2 separate regions of the Homo sapiens genome follow, and region 2 is linked to region 1. Evidence: chromatin loops called from intact Hi-C (ENCODE). Cell type or tissue: heart left ventricle. All regions are shown on one strand. Links, peaks and the distances in the headings refer to the core of each region. The heading gives the core; the rest is flanking DNA. Region 1 has its middle 32 kb from the start of SYT4. Region 2 overlaps LINC00907 (long intergenic non-protein coding RNA 907).

The links. A loop is a pair of places that touch in the nucleus more often than their neighbours do. Peaks named below come from ENCODE experiments on the same cell type or tissue, not always from the same donor. Only the 100,000 strongest peaks of a DNase experiment are listed, where the experiment ranks them.
Region 2: it touches region 1 in a loop (3-fold over the local background); 2 of 110 quality-filtered maps call a loop at or near these places.

The regions. Positions count from the first base shown.
Region 1 is chr18:43,238,949-43,251,386 of GRCh38, reverse strand. No RefSeq gene overlaps it. Among named protein-coding and RNA genes, the nearest start is that of SYT4, 32 kb to the left of the region's middle. In heart left ventricle, for the core only: no CTCF peak of the experiment used is centred there; no DNase peak of the experiment used is centred there.
Region 2 is chr18:42,608,703-42,621,140 of GRCh38, reverse strand. The region is part of intron 7 of LINC00907 (long intergenic non-protein coding RNA 907); the gene reads right to left. Among named protein-coding and RNA genes, the nearest start is that of LINC00907, 430 kb to the right of the region's middle. In heart left ventricle, for the core only: no CTCF peak of the experiment used is centred there; no DNase peak of the experiment used is centred there; H3K27ac peaks cover 1,011 bases.

The DNA.
Region 1 (12,438 bases), core at 2,495-10,494:
AAAAGAAAAAATGCTGATAAAGTTCATAGCTTGTCAATATCAACCAATTCATTGTTACTGAGGTAAACATGTTGGAGAAAAGAGAATTACAAATATATGTTTTAGCTAGATTTTGGAAGGTTATGAATGAGTTATCTACTGAGGCATGTGAATATTTCTGTACACACTAACTAAATTAAAAGTTGTTTGTTGTTATTTTTCTATTCCTTTGGGTTCTGATCTTTAACCAAAAAATCATAGTGGCAGATGTCGAGTTTCAAATACCAGGTGGTTTTATTTTATATATGCAGATATGCATGTATGTATGTATGTATGTATGTCTTCCCCCAACAAGACATAAGCTCAAAAGGTTGCTGAAAAATGATTTTTCCCTTGAAATTTGCATCTCTAATTCTAAGCATATAGAGAGAAAAATTAAAACTGAAAATTAAATTTCATATCATATACTTTTTCAGGCTTAGTTATAAATTTGGAATGGTGCAGTGACAGTACATCTTGATGAATGGTTGCTATTAAATCATAGAATTTCCCTCCTTCCATTCTCTCTTTGCTAAAGTACATGTTTTAGTTCTTTATTTTCTGTCTAAATGAAGTGTATTGCTTCTTGGGGCTATAACATATGTTAATCATATGAGCATGTAACGTAAAATTTCTAAGAATTTTCAAGAAAGTAACTTGTTCTGTTTTACACAGTTTTTTTTTTTTTTTAACAAGACCTGATGGGATAATGAATATAAATGCATAACATTTCCACATATAGGATTATAATTATTATCGTGATTACTAATGCTACTAATAATATTGAGTATTTTTCTAAAGAAGAAAATCCTACTATTTTCAGCAACATGGGTGAACCTGGAGGACATTATGCTATTTGAAATAAGGTAGTCGCTAAACGACAAATACTGCATGATTCCACTTATATGAAGTACCTATAATAGTCAAACTCATGGATACAGAGGTACAATGGTGGTTGCCAGAGGCTGGTGGGAGGAGGAAGTGTGGAGTTGTTGTTCAATGAATAGAATTTCAGCTATGCTGGATGAAGAAGTTCTAGAGATCTGCTGTACAACATAGTGCCTCTAGTGAACAGTATGGTAATGTGCACTTCAAAATTTGTTAAGAAGGTAGATTTCATGTTAAGTGTTCTTATCACTAAACAAGATAAAAAAGTGAAATAAAAACAAAGGAACAAAAGGAAACTTTGGAAGACGTTGGACATGTCTATAACCTTGATTGTGGTAATGGTATCACACAATTGTTTGCATGTGTTCAAACTCATGAAATTGTAACCTTAAATATGTGCAGTTCTTTGCATATCAATTATGCCTTAAGATATTGTTAAAAAAGAAGAAAAAGATAATTCATTCAAGAAACCATTCCACCTTATCCTTCTTTCGTCAAACTCAGTGCTTTAGGGTTACCCTTTCACTGCCTTCCGTCACTTGGAAAGGCATTGCATCCCCGGACATTGGCTGCTCGTGCTGGAAAACTTTCCCTCTCTCTTATGAAAAAAAAATATTTTTCCTATGTCTTTTTATGACCGAGCTTTGTTTCATGGAGTGATACAAATGGACATTAACGAGTTAATTCTGTAATCTGAATTATTCAATTTTATTGGCTGGTCTGTGCTACCTTCCTAGCATCAGGAGGGATTGATTAAGTTAAAACCAATATATTTTGGAGGCCTCCAAGAGATAACACTACTTCTGGCAGTGACAGTAGCTGTTGCAGGGACTCTTTTTGAACAAGAAAGTACTCATGCACAGCATCGCCTCTTCACTCTTATGTGTACATTCCCAGCAGTATGTTTCACAGGATGTTACAAAATAAACTTTATATTAGCAGGACTATCCAAAATCCCAAGCTTTTTCTACTCTAGCAACATAAAAGATCACACTTCACCTCACCTGAAGGAAGGTGGATGAGGCAGATGATTTGTTTGAGTATAGAAAAGTAATGTTGTCATTTTATGTGGAAGTTTTGAGAGCCAAGAATGTGTTTCCAGATTCTTTTTTTCCTGTATTATGTTGGTGTTTGGAAATGTTTCAGATAGAATTGTTGCTCTGTCACCCTCACTCCCATGATACGAAGATGAGCTCCCAGCTAATCCACTGTTGTTGAAGCTACTAAAATCTGTGACTTGCTTGTTTGCGAATATTATTCCCTAAGCCTTAAAACAGCCATTTAAGAGGTAGGAAGACTTTCTCAATGTCATATAATTGGTTGGAAGCCTAGTACATTAGAGGTGATGACCAGTTCTGTGATTTTTTTCACTCTGCTCTTCTCCCAGCATTAAATTCTAACATTGTGTTTAGCAACTCTGTTCATCTAAGGTCTCCTTTTTGGAACCATTATACTCACACCTTTAGTCTTTTCAAGTTTTCTACCTGTGTTCCCTTTTGCAGAGTTGCCTTCCTTTAACTCTACTAAATGTGTTCCCTTCAAACTAACTTTAGGATGCTATGAATTTTTGTAAAGGGTGAAACATGAGTGAAGAAATCAAATACCATTTATAAACCACAAATTCAGCACAATTCATTTGTACAAGATAGTGTAGAAAGGAAAACCTGGAAATGTTGGAATCATGAGTTGAAAGTCCAACTGGCAACAAAGCTCAGGAAGTATTTAGCAAGCACATTTATTTCCAGATCAGATAACAGGCTATTCAAATTTTACATGTTTCACTGAAATGTATTCCAGAGAGTAAAAAAGTATGCATAATTCTCTGAGAATACTAAAGAATATGGAAAAGAATGAACTAGTAAACATTTAATTGTGATAAGGGAAGAAATTGATGTTACAGTTCTTCAAGTGTTTGGGCATGTTTTTCTGGTTATATTTGTTGAGAAGATGTTATATCTAGGAATTTCAGAGTAAATTTTTTATTTTATTAATAACTGCAGTCACACTTTTCATCATTAGCAGCCTCACAGCTCTCTCAAACCTTTTTCTTGTTCGTTATTATTATACTTTGATGAGTTAATCTTGCTGTGTAGACAGCTCCCTTATTTTATGTAAGCATCCTTTCTGTCATAATATTTTATTCTTTTTCTTTACTCCAAGTTCTCATTAACTTCAGAAAATGACCTCTATTCATTTAACTAGGAATCTTACCAACCAAGAGGCAGCTTAGCATGGCTAGAAAATGTACAAACTTTGCCAACAGACACATCATGATTTTAACTTCATCATTCTCCATTATTGGTTAGGTGACATTGAGCAAGTTATTCTGCAACTTGGTTTCCTCATCTTGTGCAATGCATAACTACCTTGCAGGCTTTCATGAAACAGTATATGTAAAGTGCTTGGTAAAACACAGATGTTCAGGATTTGAATCTTCCCTCTACTATACTGCACTCACAGGCCTGGCTCTGCAAGGCTGGGTTTCTTTGGAGAACACGGCATAGTCATAAACTCTCCTGTCACTTTTTTCTCACACTGCAAAGGTGTTTAACATCAAGGTTAAGAATAGATAAAATATGGTTGGGGTCATCTTTTCCTGCCATTGCTATGCTTTTATATGGGCCTATCCATAAAAAACAACCTGGGTTCAGTAGTATTTAAACAAGTCTTCCTATCTGATTTTCTTTTCCTGTGTTTAATATTTTTTCCTCATCATATGTGGGAAGCAAAAGTCTTTTAAAATTCATAGACAATGAATTTTGTCTCATGTCTTCATTACATTTTGTTTCTTTTGACTCAACCTCAGCATTTCTATCTATTCACACTCTGTATCATAGTGTTTTGGCCCTTCTTAAGTACCAACGTGGGATCTGCCATTTTCCTTTATTCTATTCTGAATAGAAACTTTTAAGCTTTCACCTAATTTTTACCTCATGCAGCAGTTATGTTATCTGCACACACATTCTTGCTTTATTAATTCTCCTTGGAAATCCTTGAGTACACTGTCTCACAGCCATAAATCCATGTCTAGTCCATCCTGTATTTACTTGCTTACTGCTACCAACAGCTTAGTACTGATACTGGTAAATAAAAAAAAAAAAAAAAAAAAAAAACCTTGGACTAAAAGTCATGGATCCTCAACTGTGGATAAAAACACATTAAGCATGTAAACATAAGAAATGGAGCAAGTAAATTAAATTATGAAATCATTTCCCTTCACCTTATATATTTAGAGGCGATTGCCACAACTGCTCCCACTCCCCAAATGTTTAGATGATTCAACATAATTTAGGTCCTGTTTCCATCTAGGAATTGATCCAAATGGAATGTAGGGTACTGCAAGCTGAGCATTTCTGCCAACTTTTCCATCTGAGAACAGCCTGAGAAGCCCTGGGAATATTCACAGAGAGGCTGAGCTATGGCTCACTCAGCAACTTCAAGATTGTACATCATTTGAATAAGCAATTTTCCAAGGTTGAGTTCCTGACCTGTGAGGGTTCATCAATATCCATAATGTCAAAAGAGACACTATAATTGTGGTATGCCTAACATACAGACTTCAGGTCTGGTTTCTATTTTGACCTCAATGAAGGCTCTCTGGCTTTGTGTTAAATTTTCATTCATTGATTACTTATTTTTCAGTCAAACCCTGCCATTGAATTTGTGTAATTTAAACCCATTAGGTACATTTTCATGTAAAAAAAGATTATGTTTAATGTGACCTCAAATATTTGTAGAGAAACTTAAAACCAACAACAAAAATCTAATTCCTGGATGTTTTGAGAAGCAACTGGATAACTAGTGCATTTGCCACTACCCTCCCCATACGCCAGAATCATAGAGAACTCCATGTGGAGTGTGGAGCTCAGGCCTTCTTGAGCATACCAGTGTCTATCTAAGCTTGCTTGTATGTGTGTATGTGTGCTGGGGAGGAGTACTAATAAATATTTGTTAAATACATGGCCTAATTTACTGGATCATGTGAGATGTGGAGAGATTAAAAAAAATTACAGTCATTGATACGTACATGAATTCCCTAGTTAACATGACTTGATAAGAATATTTCACAGTTGTCTATTAGAATGAACCCAAGTCTTAAAACGAGAAGACATTGATTTGGAAGCTTAGATTGGGAATTCCCTAATTGTGACAGTTTCAACAAAGCACATAACCACTCTGAGTTTCAGTTTTCTCAACAGTAAAATAAGACAATAATGTCCTTTCATGCTATTCTGTTGGAAACACACCAGATGATATGCTAAAGTAAGTTTTCAAACCATTGTTGAGATTAAGAACAATACTTCTATTAAATGAGCAATTGTCTTTGCAATTTCCCTTTGCACGTATGTGGATCCTACAGGCCAAGACATTTCCTCATGCATGGTATATTCAATTTGATTTAGTTCAGTTCACTTCCATTTGTTAAGCACAAACTAAATCTTTAGTCCCGGACTACTGGTAATGTATAGTTTCTACCTGAACTAAAGAGTAAGTTAAGATATCAAAATTAACTAGAGTTTAAAATACATGTTTAAAGACTAGTGGAATGCAATAAATAAACATAGGCATATTAAAAAGTGAGCCATCATTTCCTTTGGGGAACATCCAAAGAGCAGAATAGATAAAAACCAGAGTGCACCTTGAATCTCTGGAGGAATTTTGATGACTGGAAGATAGGAGAGGCACTCTAAGCAAAGTCAACAGATTGAGTTGGAGGTTAGGAAACAGTTAGGGAGAAGTAGGAAATATTCCGGGAGAGCCAAGTTAGAGATAAATCACTGAGGATTTTGAATACTAGAATAAGATTTGTGGACATCATACCATAGGCAATGAAAGTATTTAAGAGTTTGAGAAGGGGCGCTGACAGAATCTAAGCAGTGCTTAGACAAACTAATTAGCAGTAGTTTATAGGATAAAACAGATTGGGTAAAAAATAAAAATGAGTAACTAGGATGGAGATGGGCAGTGGGGGAGATTTTTTGTTTGTTTATTTGTTTGTTTGTTTGTTTGTTTGCTTCTTCGCATTGTTATGACCAGAAGTAAGAACAATGCAAGGCTATACAATGTGAGAAAGAGACTGCGTGTAGACAGCTTGGTTTTATGTCTGTAATCACATATAATTCTCACACTGTTATTACTTGATGACACTTATATCTTACTTTTTACACAAGATGTTTGTTTGTTTTGTTTGTTTTTGTATCCTGCCCAGTACTCTCTACAGTTGGCCTTCTCTCTTTTCATATTATACATGGCCCTTTAATGTCAGATCAAGAGGCAACATTTCTATGAAGCCACCCACTACTAGCTCTTAAAGCTCTTGAAGCTCTTGTTATTCTTCCACTTCTTTGGATCCATTCTTTATTTATAACATAAAGCACATAAATAAATATGTAGTTATGTTTATATATTGCATAGTTAACCTATCTATTATGGGTGTATCTTGAATGTCTGGTTATATCTCAAGCCTCTTTATGTGCTGATCTGTAATTTACTCTAATTTTGTTTTGAGCATGTGGCAGATACTTAAGGAAATTGTGCAGAGGAGCTACTTGATTAATTTATGATAATCCCTTTCTTGTGCTATAATAACATCTATTCTCATTCTTTAGCATTAGGAAATCAGTCAATCTGCCAAGGTAGAATTTTCAGATTGAACAGACACAGATATATCCAACCAGCTACAAGTCTCCAATGTTATAGAAAAAAAAACAAAAAAGAACCAGAAAACAAGGACATATCCGGGAAACCACTTCAGTATGGTTTCCCTGCTTGTTGCTAGCAGTGTTAGTAGTACTCATAAATCTTCACATGCTGGAAAATCCTGGGTCTGTCGATATTTGTTTAATCATTCTGCTTCCTAAATGTTTGGATGTACAAACAGAACATTTTCCCCTCAGAGGTAAAGAAGAGAAAAGTTATTCCTTTTCAAATTTTGGAAGAAGATCTTATGAAAGGTAAAATTAATTAGTTACTACACTTACACCCATAATATGAAAGGCCTAAACAGAAATTCATCTACGAGTTTATGATTGCTCCTCCCAGCTCCATAGCTTGGAGAATTAAACTCTTTTTAAAGGATGTTTTAAATTTTATAAAAGAAAAAAAAAGATAACTTCATACTGAAGCCAATTAAGTTTAAATTATCTTGATAACTAATATATAAAAACAGACTATAGAAAGTTATCACTGAATAACATTGAGACAGGGAGATTAAGTGACTGATTCACAGTCACTATTTAAAATATTATAAAAATAAAATTAAAAAGGAAAAATGTGTTTAAATTCACAAGGCGATAGCTTCTTTCCACTTCATTTTCTGTTCATTTGATATGGCATCATTACTTCAAGGTTTCACACATTTTGAAGCATTCTGAGCCTGTATATGAATCCAAGAGGCAATGCATTTTCTTTATAAAAGCAAAGAAAAACATGGTACCTACCTCACAAAATTTGAGATGATGACTAGAAATTCACTCAGCTCTTGCATTGATAGTGATGGATGGATATACAAGTCAACCATTGCACTAATAGAATTGCAAAAGTAAAGGTGGCAGAATATTTTCTAAGTTCTTCCAAATTAATTTAAACTCTAAATTAATTTAGAAATTATTATTTTTTGAGAAATTTCTGGGGATGTACAGCAAATCCAATGTCTGAATTTAGTGATAATATTCAAGCTCCAGAAGTACCCAAGTCATAAAATTTGACTATGGGTTTTTGGATCAGTTATTTATTCCAAATAAGTAGACAGATTTTCCAGAAAAAGTGACAATAAATGTCAGATACAGAAGAGTAGGAGAGTTGAGTTGGAATTTAATAAAACGTTTGATACAGTACTATATAAAAAAGTGAAATTAAGTCTCACATGTACACAGCCTTGATGAAATAGTGAATGGGGTAAAAATTGGCTGGGGACCAGGTGCCATGGCTCACACCTTTAATCCCAGCACTTTGGGAGGCTGAGGTGGGCAGACCACCTGAAGTCAGGAGTTTGAGACAAGCCTGGGCAACATAGTGAAACCCTGTCCCTACTAAAAATATAAAAAAATTAGCCAGTGTGGTGGTGGTCACCTGTAATCCCAGCTACTTGGGAGGCTGAGGCATGAGAATCAGGTGAACCCAGGAGTCGGAGGTTGCAGTGAACTGAGACTGAACCATTGCACTCCAGCATGGGCGACAAGAGTAAGACTCCATCTCAAAAAAAAAAAAAAAAAAAAAAAAAAAAAACTGCCTGTGATATAGAGGCCAGACTGTGGTAGTAAATAGGCAATCTAAAACTGTTATCACTAAGGTCATTTACAGTAGAGTAGGTCAAAGCACTCGAAAATATTTTCTGGTAAGAACCCTTGAACAGATAAAGTAGATATTCTAGTAGGTTTTTCTTTTCCATACTTTGGGCTCCAAGTAGCTAAGAAACAAGTAAGAAGCTGACAAGATGAATACTAAAAACAGTAATTTCTGAGTACAAACCTGTTTACATAAGACAATATGAGAGTAAGAGAAAAAATGTTATCTAAAATGTTATCTAATCCTGCCTTTTAGGGCAGATAATGACAGCGTACTAGTCGCTTTAAACTTAGTAAATTCAGAAACAACAACAACAACAACAAAAGAAAAATAAAAGAAAATGAGAAAGAAAAAAAGAAAAGAAACCCCTTTTTCAAGTTTGTCTTAATTAAATATATATAAGCTCATGGAGCTCTCAACAATATCTACTCTATAAAACTTTTTATTCATCTTTGCACGTTCACATTCTAGCACAGTGTCAGACAATAAATACTATAATTGAAATAATGAATTGATTATAATTAGTTAGTGTACAGCACTCTAGGAGCTAGGAGCATACAACAAAGTAGAAGATGTGAAAAGGCCGGGAAAATGCACAAACATACGACAATAATGCTATTTAAGCTACAATGAGAATTAAAAGCAAAAATTGTAATGGAATTCAAGGAGGAGAAATGAACATCTGGCTAAGGAATTTGAAAAGACTTTATGAAACGCTTTGCTTGAAATAGACAGAATTTTAATAATCTGGAAGAGAAAATGTCTATGAAAAGCAGACAGATAACAGCAAAGATGTGCATATAATGTGTATTAACAATAGTGATTAATTTCATTGATTTATAAGTGTGTTTAGAGACATAAGAGGAGATAAGCTGACAGGAGAAACTACAGGGTACAGTGAATGAGAAAAACATGTAACAGTGAAGTTATCTGTTATAAAGTAATGTGGTATGAGGAAACCACATTTATACAGTATTAAGAAATTTCAAAATCCCACAGATATTTATAACTTTCTCACTTTCCAATATAGTAAGAAAACTTTCAAATATAAAAAAGTTAAAAAAATAATACAATGAATGCCCATATGCCCACTACCAAGAGCTAATAACAATCAAAGTTTGGCTAAATGTATCCTATTTCTATTTGTTTATTTACTGACGCATGGATGTATCTGGAAGTCAGATGCAGGTATTGTGATACATCACCTCTAAATACTCCAGCATGCATCTCATAAAAATAAGAACAAGCATAACAGTAACACTACCATCATATCAGAGAACTTTAATAATTTGCTAATATCCAATAATCCATCCATATTTACTTTGCCATATATTTTATTTTTGGTTTTGTTTTTGTGAACGAGAATGTCATCAAGTTTTACTCATATATTTTATTGTTAGACCTTTTTAGTCTTTTTAATTGGAAACAGATTCTTTACATTTTTTGTATTTTACGAAATTGACTTTCTAAGGAGAACAATTGTATTGCAGGGTGTCCTACTATTGTCAATTTATCTGTTTCCTTTAGCTATCCTTCAACTTTTTTTTTCCTCTGTATTTAGTATAAAAAATGGGCCTAAATTTTTGATTCGATTAGATCAATATTTTTAGCAAGAATGAATCATACTGATGCAAAATACTTTCTATTGCATCGCATCATGAGACAGGTAAAGTCAGCTTGTCCTGCTGTACGTATCAGGTATTCTAAGATTGCTTACTTGGTTAAAGTGATGATTGTCAGAACTTTCCATAAAGATACATATTTTTTCTTTCAAATTAGCTACTAATTTACAAGATAATGCTTTGACTCCAAATAGAATAATATAAAATAGTCCTAATAGTTAATGCAAAAATTGATGATCTTTATTTGAATTAATGATGTTATTGGAAACTGTAAAATGTAATTTAAAAAATTTACCCCTATTTGTATGTTTATTTGCTGGCATATTTCTATATTAGAATGGCTTTTTTTCAGCAAGTAAGAATTTAAAAACCCTATGGGGTGTGTGTGTGTGTGTGTGTGTGTGTGTTTGTGTGTGTGTGTGTGTGCATGTTTCTTTTTTAAAACGCAATTGTTACAGTGAGGACTTGATAAAATGAACTACTCCAATGACAGTAAATGAGTTTTCCCTTGATCCTCTTTTTTTGAGTAATGCTATAGTCTCATGAATTTTTATGTATTCATATTGGTACAGTTGATTAATGTTATAATTCTTCATTATGCTCCAGTTTTTAGAAATTTGGCAATCTAGACCCCCTTCAACATGGCTCCAGTGTTCCTTTTAAAACACCCCCATTAGTCTTTGAATGCTTCCTTGCTTTTTAGCACAGTATTACCAGGCTCATTTTATATTTTTCCTACCTGGGACTTAGAATAAACCACTTTTACAAGGAGTTGTTAAATTTTTTAAGAAACTAGCATCTGGATGCTGGACATACTCACTGCTGCTGTGATATTGCAGCTTCTAGACACTTTTTATTGAAACACACATTATATAGAGAGATACTTTTTATCAAATTATAACAAAATGTACTTTCCCTTTGGTTTCATAATAACATGAATATATTTATTTATGTGGTTCATTCTGCAATATACACAAAATAGTTTCACAATTCAAATTTCATTAATATTATTAACCATAAAGCTCAGGAAAGTTTAAAATTACTTTGCCACATTTGATGAAAATTACTTTGAATTTCTGAAGGTATTCTTCCAAGGACTGCTGAAAAGTCACTTCAAGTGATTTTATCATTAATATTTTATATATATATATACACACACAGACATATATACACACACACACGGACATACACACATACATATACATACATATAAGTCTATATAGGTTAATTTATTTCTCTTATTTAATATTAAGCTTTGTTTCATTCCTTTTCTATTTTTGAATATGTAAAATACTTACATAATTAAAATTCAAAACTAAATTTAAAAGGCATAGGCAGAGAAGTCTTGCTTCCATTCCTATTTCCTCCCTTCCAACTACACTTTACTAGAGAATATAATCCAACATCATTTACCATATGAAAAAACATGAAAACATGACCCATTTTCAAGAGAAAGACAACCAAGGCCTGAGTTAAGATGACCAACATGTTAGAATTAGCAGATAAGGGTTTTAAGTTAGCTATTAAAACTATGCTCAAGGATGAAAGAAAAATATGTTGATGAAGAAAAAGAAGAAATTCTAGCAGCAGAATAGGAATTATTTTAGAACTGAAAAGTACAATAACTGAAAATAACATTCTTGGGATCTAAAGTTTAGCATGAGTGGTAATGGATATATTAATTAATTTGATTGTGGTAATCCTTACACAATATATACAAATATAAAATTATCACACTGTACACTTTGAATATAGTCAATCATTGACAAATTAATGAATTGGATGAGTGTTACATAAGAATGGAGATGCAAAAGGTAAGTTTCATCAAATTTTGAAGATAGATCAATAAAACCTATCCTAACTGAAGAACAGAGAGAAAAATAATTAGTCAATGGAGCAAGCTGTCCTGAATCACAAAAAGTGAAAATCTCTCATACTAAAAAGAATTGATACCATATTGGTCTGATGAGAGCTAATTCAACCAAAATAACCACAATGAACAGTCTAGGTAGCCACCAGATAGAAAGAGAGCACCCTTCTCTGCAAATGGACAAATAGAAAAACATGGATCACCTACATTTTAAGATAGCATGTGTAGTTTTTTACCCCTTTCCCAAGGGAATGTGTGTGTGTGTGTGTGTGTGTGTGTGTGTGCATGTGTGTCTGTGTGTCTGTATGTATGTGTGTATATATGTCAATAGGAAAGTTTAGCCTAGATAGATGAGGTACATTTAGATTGGGTACCATGTTATTTTGCTGAATAATCCTATAATAACTACAAGTTATTTGAAAAGGCTCCTTCTCATTATTTTTTATTTATTATCTTAAAACCAGTGGAATGAATTTAATGAGACTTTCTCAAGGTTCTTTTCCCCTTAGAGCTTTGACAGTATGCAATAAGCTTTTTGTTGCTGTTGTTTTGAGGCTGTCCCTGTTATGGAAAATTGCTAATCACAACGAGTATATTTGAGATAAATCTAGGTTCCTTCTATCCAAAATGTCAACCCAATTTACATGTCAGTCATTAGCATTGGAAATAAAGTTTACCTCAATATCTTGCAAATGAGAAGAGTAGAACAGTGAAAGTCTTAATAAGATATTTATGAAACACCAAGGTTTCTAA
Region 2 (12,438 bases), core at 1,792-9,791, 630 kb after region 1:
TCATGGGGTGTTGCGATCTAAATTATTGATGTTAAATATTTTCTACCCTTTTGTAGGCTGCATTTTTATATGCTTTAGCTTATTTGAATCTTATGACATCTCTATTTTTAAAAATTGAGCAATATCTCAAGATCACACAACTGTCAAACATGGCTTTGCAGTCCTGATTCCAAGCCTGGTACTTTTTCCACTAAACACAGAAGTAAAACTCAGATAGCCCACAGAGCTTTATTGGGCAATCAGATTCAATGTTAAGACTTTAAAACACAGTAGTAAGGAAACAAAAAAAAAAAAAAAAAAGAACACAGAACACAGAAGCCACTCAGAGATAAGAGCTCTGGCTCCTAGTGGTAGCTGAGATGAATAGGACGACATTTCACCAGGCATAGAGTTTCTCTTACCAAACTCTAGTTTTTAAGTTTTTTTAAACCCCTGACATGAAGATTTCCAATCAGCTCTTTAAAGCAATTCGCATTCTTTATGGAATACTCAGCTTTAGAGAATTATAAAATGACCTCTTCCCCTCTAAATTAATTCCCTCTCAGAGGATGACTGGGGACCTCTGACACCTAACTGCTTTACTAATAAAAGATCAGTGAAACACGCTTGTAGCCTTAGATTTTAGTATTTGCACAAAGCCAGTTTTTACTCTTCAAGAAAATCAAAAATATCTGTGTTACCTACCAACAGCAGGCTAATAGATAGCTATGAAACATATGATATTCGAGCTGGCACTCCATCTCTGAAACAAGTTACTTAAAACTGAAGTATGCACATAGCCTATGTTAGGCCACCGAAAGGCACATAGCAAAACCTGGTTACAGCTTGAAATATGTTGTCTGAATCCCTGGCATCATTCATTTTAAGGAAAAAGAATGACAAGCAAATGAACCTAACCAAAATAAATTGCTGTGTGCATTCATTGGAGCTCACGTGTTTGTTTTTTTTTTTTTTTCATTTTATTTTTTTAAAAGGAAAACAAAGTATTCTCACCATGTGAAAACAAACCCAAGTCTGAATGGAAGCATGTCAGTCTTTACTTCTGTAAGAGCAAGTGTGATTTGAAATATAGTCAAGATTTTTTCATTGAACATACTAAACAGAACAGTAAACTTTGGTAATGGAAGTGTCTGTCTTATTTAGATGACTGAATTTTGCATTTGAAGAGACGGATTTGTGTTCTTCTTTTCTAAATATCAGAAATAAAACTAAGAAGTGTACATTGCCTCAGGAGATATTCAGTATGACTTGGGTCACACAAGGTCATACTTCCAAATACTTCAGATCTTTGGAGAATTCACTGAGCTTCATGCATCATTTGTTTCTCTGGTTTGGCTACATTTTTAGGTCAGGAATCCTAACACTGTTATATTGATCTGATAATTTGGTGCTACAGGCATAATTTTTAACTCACACGCATAGCAATTCCTAAGGATGTGTCCATATAACACACAAATGGCTGATAGAGGGGTTCAAATATATCCATCAAAATTTGCCTTTTTAATTCATTAGGTAAATATCTTAAGTGACTTCTTTGGAAATTACCTTGACTAGTTTTTTTTTTTCTTTTTTTTTTTTTTTGGCTTTGTGGAAATATAGTCTTAGTTTTTACGAAGACTTGCTTCAAATCCTAGAAAATGGAATTGTCAACTGGCAGAAAGGGCTTTACACTGTCATTGGTCTGTTTCTGAAGTGCTGAGTTCACTTTGGTGGGATGGTATAAATAACTGGATTTTAAGTTTTAATATCTAAAATCTAGAGTTCCAAAAAAATGCACCAGGAGTTTTGCAACATTTCAATTTATATTTCAAAAAGATATATTTGAACTTTGTGTAAAGGTAACAAGAACATTGCATTTGCAATTTCTGTTTTGTTCTTATGAAAAATTCATTTTCTCTATCACTTATTCCTCTCCAACCTTCTTTCCTTCCTTGGAAGGACAATATTCAGACCTTTAAATTCTAAATTAGAAACAAATTCTTCAATGCCTTCTAGGGCCTTGAAGTATTTTCTATTAGCATTCTTGATGGTGCTAGCCCTCTAATCTTCATGGAAATGCTGTAGCGACTGTTGAAAGCTGGCACCCAAGGGTGGTGTTTAAACTGGTGATCAGTATGGCTTCTTTCCACATCATGAATATATGACCCCATGACTTCTCATTCCCCATTAATTGGCCCATCCATTCAGCAAAAGCATAGAAGGCAACACATAACCCTAAAGTGAGCAGGACATGGATGCATATGTATACACTGACAAGGGGAAAATACATAGGTAGCAGACATTATTTAGTTCTCACCCCTACTATTGTTGTGCTTACCTCTGGCCAGACTTGTAGTCTCCCACCATTAAAGGAGAGAAAAATTTTGTTATGTTCATAGCCCATGCAGAGGAAAATACTTTTATGTACCTTAAAGTTTAAACCAGTGAGCTGGGATTGTAGAAGCAGGTGTTGGAGAAGTTAGCTCGGAACAGAAGTGATCCTCCCCACAATGGAGAAGAGTAGATGGAGGTTGTTTGAAAAAGGTAAGAGCTTGAGTGACATAGGGTTTTGTGAGTGATAGACTCTGCACCCCTTATCCAAGGCCAGAACTCTGATGGGCACGTCCAAGTAGCTAAAGCTGTCGGTCAGTAAAACAAAATTTTGCCTTAGAGCAAAACCAGACTGGTAATTATGTGACTTTTTACCTGAACTCATGCTGTCATCACTGGCTAGTTCTCCCTCAAATCTCCCCTGTACCTATACCACCCTTCAAAGCCTGACTCAAGCCTCACATTTTCTCTGAGCATTCCTGATGGTGCTGGACCTCTAATCTTGATGGAAATACTATAGCGAGTGTGGAAGGCTGGGGCGTGAGGGTGGTACATAAACTGGTGGTCAGTATAGCTTCTTTCCACATCATGAATATACAATCTCATGACTTCTAATTTCCCATTCACTGGCCCATCCATTCAACAAAAGCATTAAGCATTTTATGTATATTAAGTTCTATGTTACATGCTAGGAACGTAAAAACTTTTAAGTTACAACGAACTCAAAAGAGAGGTGCTTAATTGTATTTGGAATTTCTTTTAATGGTGGGAGGCTAATTACATAAAATAATTAAGATTTGAAGCTCCAAAAAGGACCTGGGATAACTCAGTTGGTTAATTCACTAGGGAAGCAAAGTACCATTTTAGACACAGAGAGCACTGAAAACAAAAGCAAGGAGACAGGAGACAGGTTGGCACAATAGTGTCAGATGCAAGTAGCAAGGATGGCTGGAGAGAAGGAAGCATTGTGAAGGGTCAGAGTGGAAGTATGAGAAATATGATTAGAGAGAGATATGGAGGACCAGAGAGTTCCCTTTAATCAGTGTTGGACATCAGACCTTGTCCTGCAGGCAGGGAGGTGTCTGATGGTCTTGAAGTATTTTAATAATGAGAACATGAGCAATAGGGCTGGTTGGTTTCATAAAATGTACTACTATTTTATGTTACATGTGTGGAATCTGCAGTTCAGAATTATGGCAATTGGCCAACAGTAACACACTTCCTAAGTAGAAATGGCACTCTAACCCAACATTTAAGCCCTTGGTAATCCAGACTCCAAACTCAGTGCTTTCTCTTCTGAAAGATAAAACCTTTACAAAACTATACCCTTGGCATCCTGCTTTCCATATCCACAAGTGCTCACAGATGTCTCTAAAAACCGTAACAATCAAAAGGGAAACAAAATCCATATGCAGTTTTTTAAATGGCATTTAGTTTGGATGACATGGAGGCAATTATGTCTAATTTTCCACCTCCATCCGGCTCATCATATGTGCCGAGCCAGGAGCCTCTTATTTTGGCCCACCTTCATTTTATGTTTCTAAGCCCTTTCAGGGGACAGCATCTGTGCCCACAAGCCCCAGCCAAGGCCTGTGCTGGAAGCTCCACAATGCAACAGCAAAGGTCACACATGAGCTATAGGAGCCAGGAAGAAGGCTGTGGTTGGAGATTTTCCATTTGAGCCAATCCAACTGCTTTAGGTCAAACAATAAAAAATGTAATCCCCAAAAACAGGACAATAAAGGAGTAAATGATCTTCTTATTAGCTTCCATAGGAGTCAGGAGGAAGTCTGTGATTAGAGATTTCCTACCTAATTGAGTGAATCCTGCTGCTTTAGTTAAAACAATAAAATATAAAATCCTTCAAAGCAAGGCAGTAAAGAAACAAATGATCTTCTCATATATGACTAAATATTTGATGTTTTTTAAATTGCTTTTTGGTTTATTTGTTTTCCCACATCATGTTGTAGTGACAAAAAGGGCTGAAACATTTTCACTGACATGCAGATCACCCAATGCTATCCTTGACCCACCAGAAAGAAAGATATTTCCCATTTTCCCCTTTTCTCCATACTCCAGTCTATTTCCATGTCATTCTCAAAGTAACACACACTATGATGTCACCTGCCCTCTTGAAGTCAACAATTCATACTGTTATATTAGTTCCTTCTTGGCTAGTCTTATGTTTCCTACTTATGACCTGGCTATTTAAGAGAAAAGAAGTGAATGAACTCAGTGTTCCCAGAGTTCATCTCCAGCCTTCAGATTATTCTACCTTTAACATCCAGTCACTATCATTGCCCGCCACTGTATGTCCAGTTACCGCAGGATAGAACTCCTACTAAATAACAGAGTTTTTGTGTGGTTATCTGTCTCTGGTGTCTCTGCTTGGCCTCCCTTGTTGGCTCACTCTTGCCTTCCTTCTCCACATTGCTGTGACTCTCCCCTGTCCCCTCACTCTAAGCTCCTCCCTTTAATCTACTCAGATCAGGAAACAACAGACTGAAAACTTAACCACATACTCCACTTTTTATTTTACCCAAAACAGCAAACATAAGACTGAAATTTTAGCAATACTTTCTAAAGCTTTGAGGGTGGAATAAGGGAAATACAATGCAAGAAAAAGAAACCAATTGGGCATCTGTGTATATAGTTCCCAAGTCTATTCGCCATGGTTTTCCCTACCAAAGGTTTCCTCCTGGACTTTTCCTTGCTTATCTTCCTGCTCAACACCACATAATTTGATATTTTATGCATGTATGAGAGGTTGGGATGGGGGAGTAATTTATCCTTGATAGATGGAAGTATGTTTGACCATCTCTTCCTCCACTCTGAATATAGGTCCTCAAACCTCTTTTAGTTCCAGTAAGGTGGTAAATCTCCCTTACTTCACTATACTTTCTTTAGCCCACTCCAAGGTTATGCTACAGCTGAGTCCACTGACCTGTCACCCTGCTACAGTGATGACAGCTTTTTATAGAATTATGAAACGCATATTAGTCTCTCATTTTCTAGACCAACTCCATTCCAGAGAACCAGTGCAGATCCAAAAGATCCATTAGAATAGTTTTTTTCCAAATAAACTCACAAATGAATAGAGAAACACACCTACAGGAAACCTTTCAATAACATCTTGCCCTTGCAACACTGCTTGGATTGCAACTTGTCTCCAGGAATATGTAATTCTGCATTAATATTCTTTGGAGTTTTGCCTTTTCAGCCTATTTCCTGGTCTAAGTCTGCAATTTATCCCTGTTGTTAATAAAGTAGGATTATATTCACTTGTTAGGTTTACAATAATTATACAATTATTTTGTAGACAGTAATATTTAGTGTACTTCTGCCCAAGGATACTCTAACACTAATTATCTTTTTATTCAGGATATTCACAAAAAGACCTCCTTAATAATTTTAGTGGATTCCCCATAACTCATCTAGAAATATAAAATAATTCAACAAAGATCAAGACCTTGTTACTCATCAGTACTGTAACATACCAAACACAAAGATAAATATGGCATTATCTCAGTTGTTTTTATAAGAAAAGTAGACATGGAGAACACAAATACCAATCAAGATAAAAACAAAGCTCAATGGAAACTCTGCAGGAAGAGAATGTGAACTTCGAGAGAGAATAAGGCTTAACAATGGAGATTACATTTTGACTGGTTATTTAAAAATGAACAGGATTTGGACAGGAAAGGCTTAGGGAGAAAGGCCAGTAGTAGAGGTAACAGGAGTAGAGGGAGAGCCTGTAGCTTTATTGTCAACATTTAGCTTTTCACATGGCATTAGCCAGCATCTGAGATTAACTGAGAAACAAATGTTGTGCTCACCCCAAACAAAAGATGTGTCCTGTGTCACAGGTTCTGGAATTGCCACTCTAAAAATAATGAGATATTTTACAAAACATGTGCCTACCATGTCATGAAAAGCCAGGCCAGCAGTCATCCCAGTGTTAGCTGATCCTTTCCAGCTCTGGCTAAAGTGCGTATCTGATGACCTCATTAGTTTTCTCATGGGTGGAAAGTAGCACAGACAGATGTCCTGGACCATGTGACTGGGCAAAGATAAATAGCCAGGATGCAGCTGTGTAGACAGCTGTCCAAACCAATTAAAAAATAGATCTATTCATTCCCTTCAGTTCCTTGAAAGACTCTGGGATTATCACAATTTATACACCAGTCCCAAATATGTTTCTGACATAATAATACAACTTAGCACTTCCCTGGCACTGCAATTTTTCAAAGGCAGGGAAACAAAATTTTGCCTTAGAGCAAAACCAGACTGGTAATTATGTGACTTTTTACCTGAACTCATGCTTTTAACTAGTTCAAATATAAGTTCAAATGTATAGTCTTTAAGGTAGATAAGTAGGAATTTCTAGGTATGTTGATACACAAATGGATTGAAGTATTACCCCAATTGATTAACTAAGTCTCTAAACAACATTTCAGAATCTGTGATTCATGATTTCATGACTTCAGTTGAAGAGATGCAGCCACGGAGACCCAGAAACAAATCATTCAACCTAGGCTATGTATTCTGTGCAATAGAGGAGATGAGACAGATTCAAATTTTGGGCATTATACACCTACCTGTGTCCTCACAATCCTAACTATTAACCGAGTTAACACAAAAACAAAACAGCCTATTGTCCATTCTTCCATCAATGCATATTCATCCAGTGGAATTCTAGTCAGCAATGAAAATGAACAATTTACTGTTTCAACCAGACCTCAGATGAGATCAATGAGGTGTGAAGACACTCATTATGTATTAAGCTGCAGTGAGATCAGTTTGCACTGCCTGCTGAGGCCCGTCCCCTTATCTTGCTATCATATTCCAGGTGGGAACTCATACCTTTACAATAATGACCATAAGCACTATGCTCTCCTTGTCACTTGCAATTTTTTATTGCTATTTTCTCTATGCTAAGAGTAATATTTCCCCTACATTCTTTTGTTTTCTGACATATAAAAATGTTGTTTTTTGAGAGAATGAGGTGTCTTATATCCAAATTATTTGGTGTTCTCTATGTATATAATCAGTCACCTGAGAGTAACAATTTGGTTTCATCCTTTCTAAAACCAAATATTTTTGCCCATTCAGTAGACTGTCTGTTTACTTTGTTGATAGTTTCTTTTGTGTGCAGGAGCTCTTTAGTTTAATTAGGTCCTATTTGTCAATTCTTGTTTTTGTTGCAATTGCTTTTGGAGACATTGTCATGAAATCTTTGCCAAGGGCTATGTGCAGAATGGTATGTCCTAGATTTTGTTCTAGGGTTTTTATAGTTTTAAGTCTTACATTTAAGTTTTTAATTTATCTTGAGTTGGTTTTTGTATATTGGGAAAGAAGGAGTCCAGTTTCAATTTTCTGCATATTACTAGCTAGTTATCCAAGCACCATTTATTGAATAAGGCGTCCTTTTCCCATAGTGTACTTTTGCTGACTTTGTGAAACATCAGATGGTTGTAGATGTGTCACGTTCTTTCTGAGCTCTCTACTCTGTTTCATTGGTCTATGTGCCTCTTTTTGTACCAGTACTATGCTGTTTCCATTACTGTAGCCTAGTCATATAGTTTGAAGTCGGGTAGTGTGATGTCTCCAGCATTGTTCTTTTTGCTTAGGATTGCTTTAGTTATTCAGGCTCTTTTTTTGGTTCCACATGACTTTTAAAATAGTTTTTCTAGCTCTGTGAAAAATGACATTTGTAGTTTGACAGATATGGCATTGAATCTGTAAATTGCTTTGAGCAGTATGGCCATTTTAACAATATTGATTTTTCTCATCCATGAGCATAAAAATATTTGCAAACTATGAATCTGACAAAGGTCTAATATCCAGAATCTATAAGGAACTTAAACAAATCAACAAGTAATAACCAACCCCATTTAAAGAATAGGTGATGGACATAAACTTCTCAAAAGAAGACGTACATGTGGCTAAGAAGCATATGAAAAATTCTCAACATCACTAATCAGTAGAGAAATGTATATCAAAATCACAATGAGATACCACCTCATACCAGTCAGAATGGCTATTATTAAAAAGTCAGAAAATAACAGATATTTGCAAGATTGTAGAGAAAAAGGAATGCTTCTACATTGTTAGTGGGAATGTAAATTAGTTTAGCCACTGTGGCAAGTAGTTTAGAGATTTCTCAGAGAATTTAAAACAGAACTATCATTCAACTCAGCAATTCCATTACTGGGTGTATACCCAGAGGAATATAAATCATTCTATACTAAAGACACATGCACTCATACGTTCATCACGGCACTATTCACAATAACAAAGATGTGGAATCAACCTAGTTGCCCATCAATGGTGGAATGAATGAAGAAATGTGAAACATACACACCATGAAATACTACACAATCATAAAAAAGAATAAAATTATGTCTGGAGCAGCAACATGGATGCAGCTGGAGGCCATTAACCTAGGAAAGTTAACTCAGGAACAGAAAACCACATACCACGCGTTCTCACTTGTAAGTGGGAGCTAAACACTGAATACACATGGATAAAAAAGGGGAACAATAGACACTGGGGTCTACTTGAGGGTGGAGGGTGGGAGGAGGGTAAGGACTGAAAAACTACCCATTGGATACTATGCTCACTACCTGGGTGAGGAAATCATTTGTATACCAAACTCCAGTGACACACAATTTACCTATATAACAAACCTGCACATGTAACTTTTGAACCTAAAATAAAAGTTGAAAAACAAACAAAAAAACCTAAATGAATAAAATAAAAAATAAAAGCCAACAAAAAGTAACACAGTCTATATTTGCAAGATTCTCGTCGGCACATATTGCAAACTGACGACAACAACAACATTCTGATTTTGAAGCAGACATTCTTATAAATGGCAATTTGCTAAGGCAAAGCAAAATAGTAATTTGGCCTTGAAAATAAAATAATAAGAAAACCTTAATAACTGTGTAAATACTTAAGAGTACCATGAAACAGATTTTTTTATTTTATAAACTTAGCAAAGATAAAGCATTAATCACGTGAGTGTAGGAATAACAAATAAAGAAGTCTTCATACCTTTATTATAAGTATTATGGAGTGGTGGAATACCACTGCTTTAAACTAAGAAGATCTGGACTTCATTTCCAGATTCACCGTTAACTAGACTGTGACCATACTGAAACTATCTTATTTTTTCAGGGATATCGACCATATAATACCTATGATCCTTTCCTACTCAACAATTCTATTCATTTATCAATACTCATAAAAAGCTATAGTATTTTGATTTAACTTAAAGAAGTTGATATGGTTTGGCTATGTCCCCACCCAAATCTCATCTTGAATTGTAGTTCCCATAATACCTATGTGTCATGGGAAGGACCCAGTGGGAGGTAATTGAATCATGAGGATAATTTCCTCCATGCTGTTCTCATGATAGTGAGGTATCAGGAGAACTGATGGTTTTATAAGCTTCCGGCATTTCCCCTGCTTGCACTTCTCCCTCCTGCCACCATGTGAAGAAATACATGTTTGCTTCTCCTTTTGCCATGATTGTGCATTTCCTGATGCCTCTCCAGCCCTGCAGATCTGTGAGTCAATTAAACCTCTTTTTTTTAATAAATTATCCAGTCTCCAGTATATCTTCATGGCAGCATAAGAATGGACTAACACAGAAGTATTTTATAAGATTTATATAGCCTAATTAAAGGTGATAATTTCTGTGATAATAATACCCTACACTAGTATTACCTTTCAAAATGCCTTTTCAACCATGGCCTTCCCTGACCCTAACCTTAACCCTGGACAGTAGGTATAATGGGGGATTTTCAGATAATGTAATTGAAACTCGAAGTTGGAAAATGATTTATCAAAGGTCCCACAGCAATGTATAAACACAGCAGAACTTGTACATAAGTCCTAGATTGGGTTTCTGTTCACAGTGGTGCTCATTTGAAATACAAAGATGTGGAATGACATTCAGCTTGGTGTTATGAGGTGGTTGTCAGTAGCTTAAAAGACATAAAAAGATAATGTGAAAACATTTGCACTTGAAGAACTTATAACTTTTTAGAGTCCTGGGAATGGGAAAGCAGTGATCAATAAGAAATCATAGGACTAGCATGTGGCAGTTTAGGTGCCATCGGCTGATATACCATGTATGGAAAAATGAGGATAGGTCACTGGCTCTGGATGATTAAAAATGCATGGTCGCTGCTGTGGCTCACGCTTGTAATCCCGGCACTTTGGGAGGCTGAGGCGGGCAGATCACAGGGTCAGGAGATAGAGACCATACCGGCCAATGTGGTAAAACCCCATCTCTCCTAAAAATACAAAAATTAGCTGGGTGTGGTGGTACGTGCCTATAATCCCAGCTACTCAGGAGGCTGAGGCAGGAGAACTGCTTGAACCCAAGGAGGTGGAGATTACAGCGAGCCAAGACCATGCCACTGCACTCCAGCCTGGCGACAGAGTGAGACTCCATCTTAAAAAAAAAAAAAATGCATGTGGATGTACTTTGCTTACGAATTAGATTGTAAGTCATGATGCGCTGCACTTCGAGAATGAATTAGACTGTAGCCCGGCAAAAAAAAAAAAAAAAAAAAAAAAAAAAAAAATTGCGTCCAGAAGACAGAGTGAATGACCATTTAAATGGAAATTCTAGATCTTAAAATTATTCTAACTCCTGGATACAGAGATGAGGAGCAGCATGCCAGGTGCTAAAGATGGCCCTGTGACTTGGTGGATTCCATTGTGACTGCAAAGGAGGTAGCTCCTGTTGCCAAATAGAGACATTATGTAGTTCCTTGAATAAACCTATTCAGATGGCCTGAGCTCATGCCTTCAGGGTATTCCCAGGGATCCACATATGTATATGTAGGCTCAATATTGTACAACCTCAGTGGTAGCAACAAATAGTGCCTGTGAGATAAACAGGAGGCCAAACACACACTCTCACAATCCATTCTGAATTATCCACTCCTCTACTTCCAGTTCTGAATACACTTTCTCACACTTCACCTCTTTCCAACAGAGGCACCATCCATTTTCTTTCTCAGTTAGTATTTTCTGCTATAATATGAAGTAATTTCAATGGAAGTCTGTGGTAGACTGAAGAATGGCCCACGAGGATGTTTCTCCACAGATACCATAATCCCTGAAACCTGACAATGTTACTTTACACAGTGAAAGTGACTTTGCCAATGTGAAAAATCTTGAGATGGGGAGATTATCCTGGATTATCCAGATGGGCCATAAATGCAACCACAAGTGTCCTTATGAGGCACAGGGAGATTCGACACAGAAGAAAGCAGTGTAACTACTGAGGCAAGATGCTGTGCGGTTGGCTTTGAAGATTAAGAAAGGTGTCATGAGCCAAGTGATGCAAGGAATGCCTGCTGCTCTAGAAGCTGGAAAAGGCAAGAAAACCAGTTCCATCCGAGAGCCTCCAGAGAAAGCCCAGCTCTGCTGGCATATTGATTTTGGCCCAGTGTAACTGATTTCAGAACTCAGAACTGTAAAGAATAACTGTGTGCTATTTTAAATCACCATGTTCTTGGTAATTTGTTGAAGTAGCAATAGGGAATTAATAGGTGCAATGTCTGAATAATTAGAAAAGATAATCTGTTAGGGAGCTGTATATATATATGAGTGTGTGTGTATATGTGTGTATGTGTATATATGTGTGTATATATGTGTGTATATGTGTGTGTGTGTGTATATACATATATATACACATATGTATATATGTGTGTATGTGTTTATACATATATACGTGTATATATGTGTGTATGTGTATATATGTGTGTGTATATATATGTGTGTGTACACATACGCACATATATATGCATATATATTTATATGTATATGTATATTTAACATACCTCAATATTAAACAGATAATGTTTTGGATTTTTGACTCTCTGAAGGTCACTCTCATCACTCTTAACCTTCATTAGGCTTAGTTCATCTTTTATTCATGCCGGTAACCAAATTTGTGATGATCAATCCATTCTAGATTTGTATATCCTAAATATTTTTCAAGAACTACCTCCTGAAGGTCTCTATTAAATAATAACACTGCAAGTTTTGGGCCCTCCATCCTTGAGGGCAGAAACTGTGCTTCGATCTTGATTTGTTTCCCCT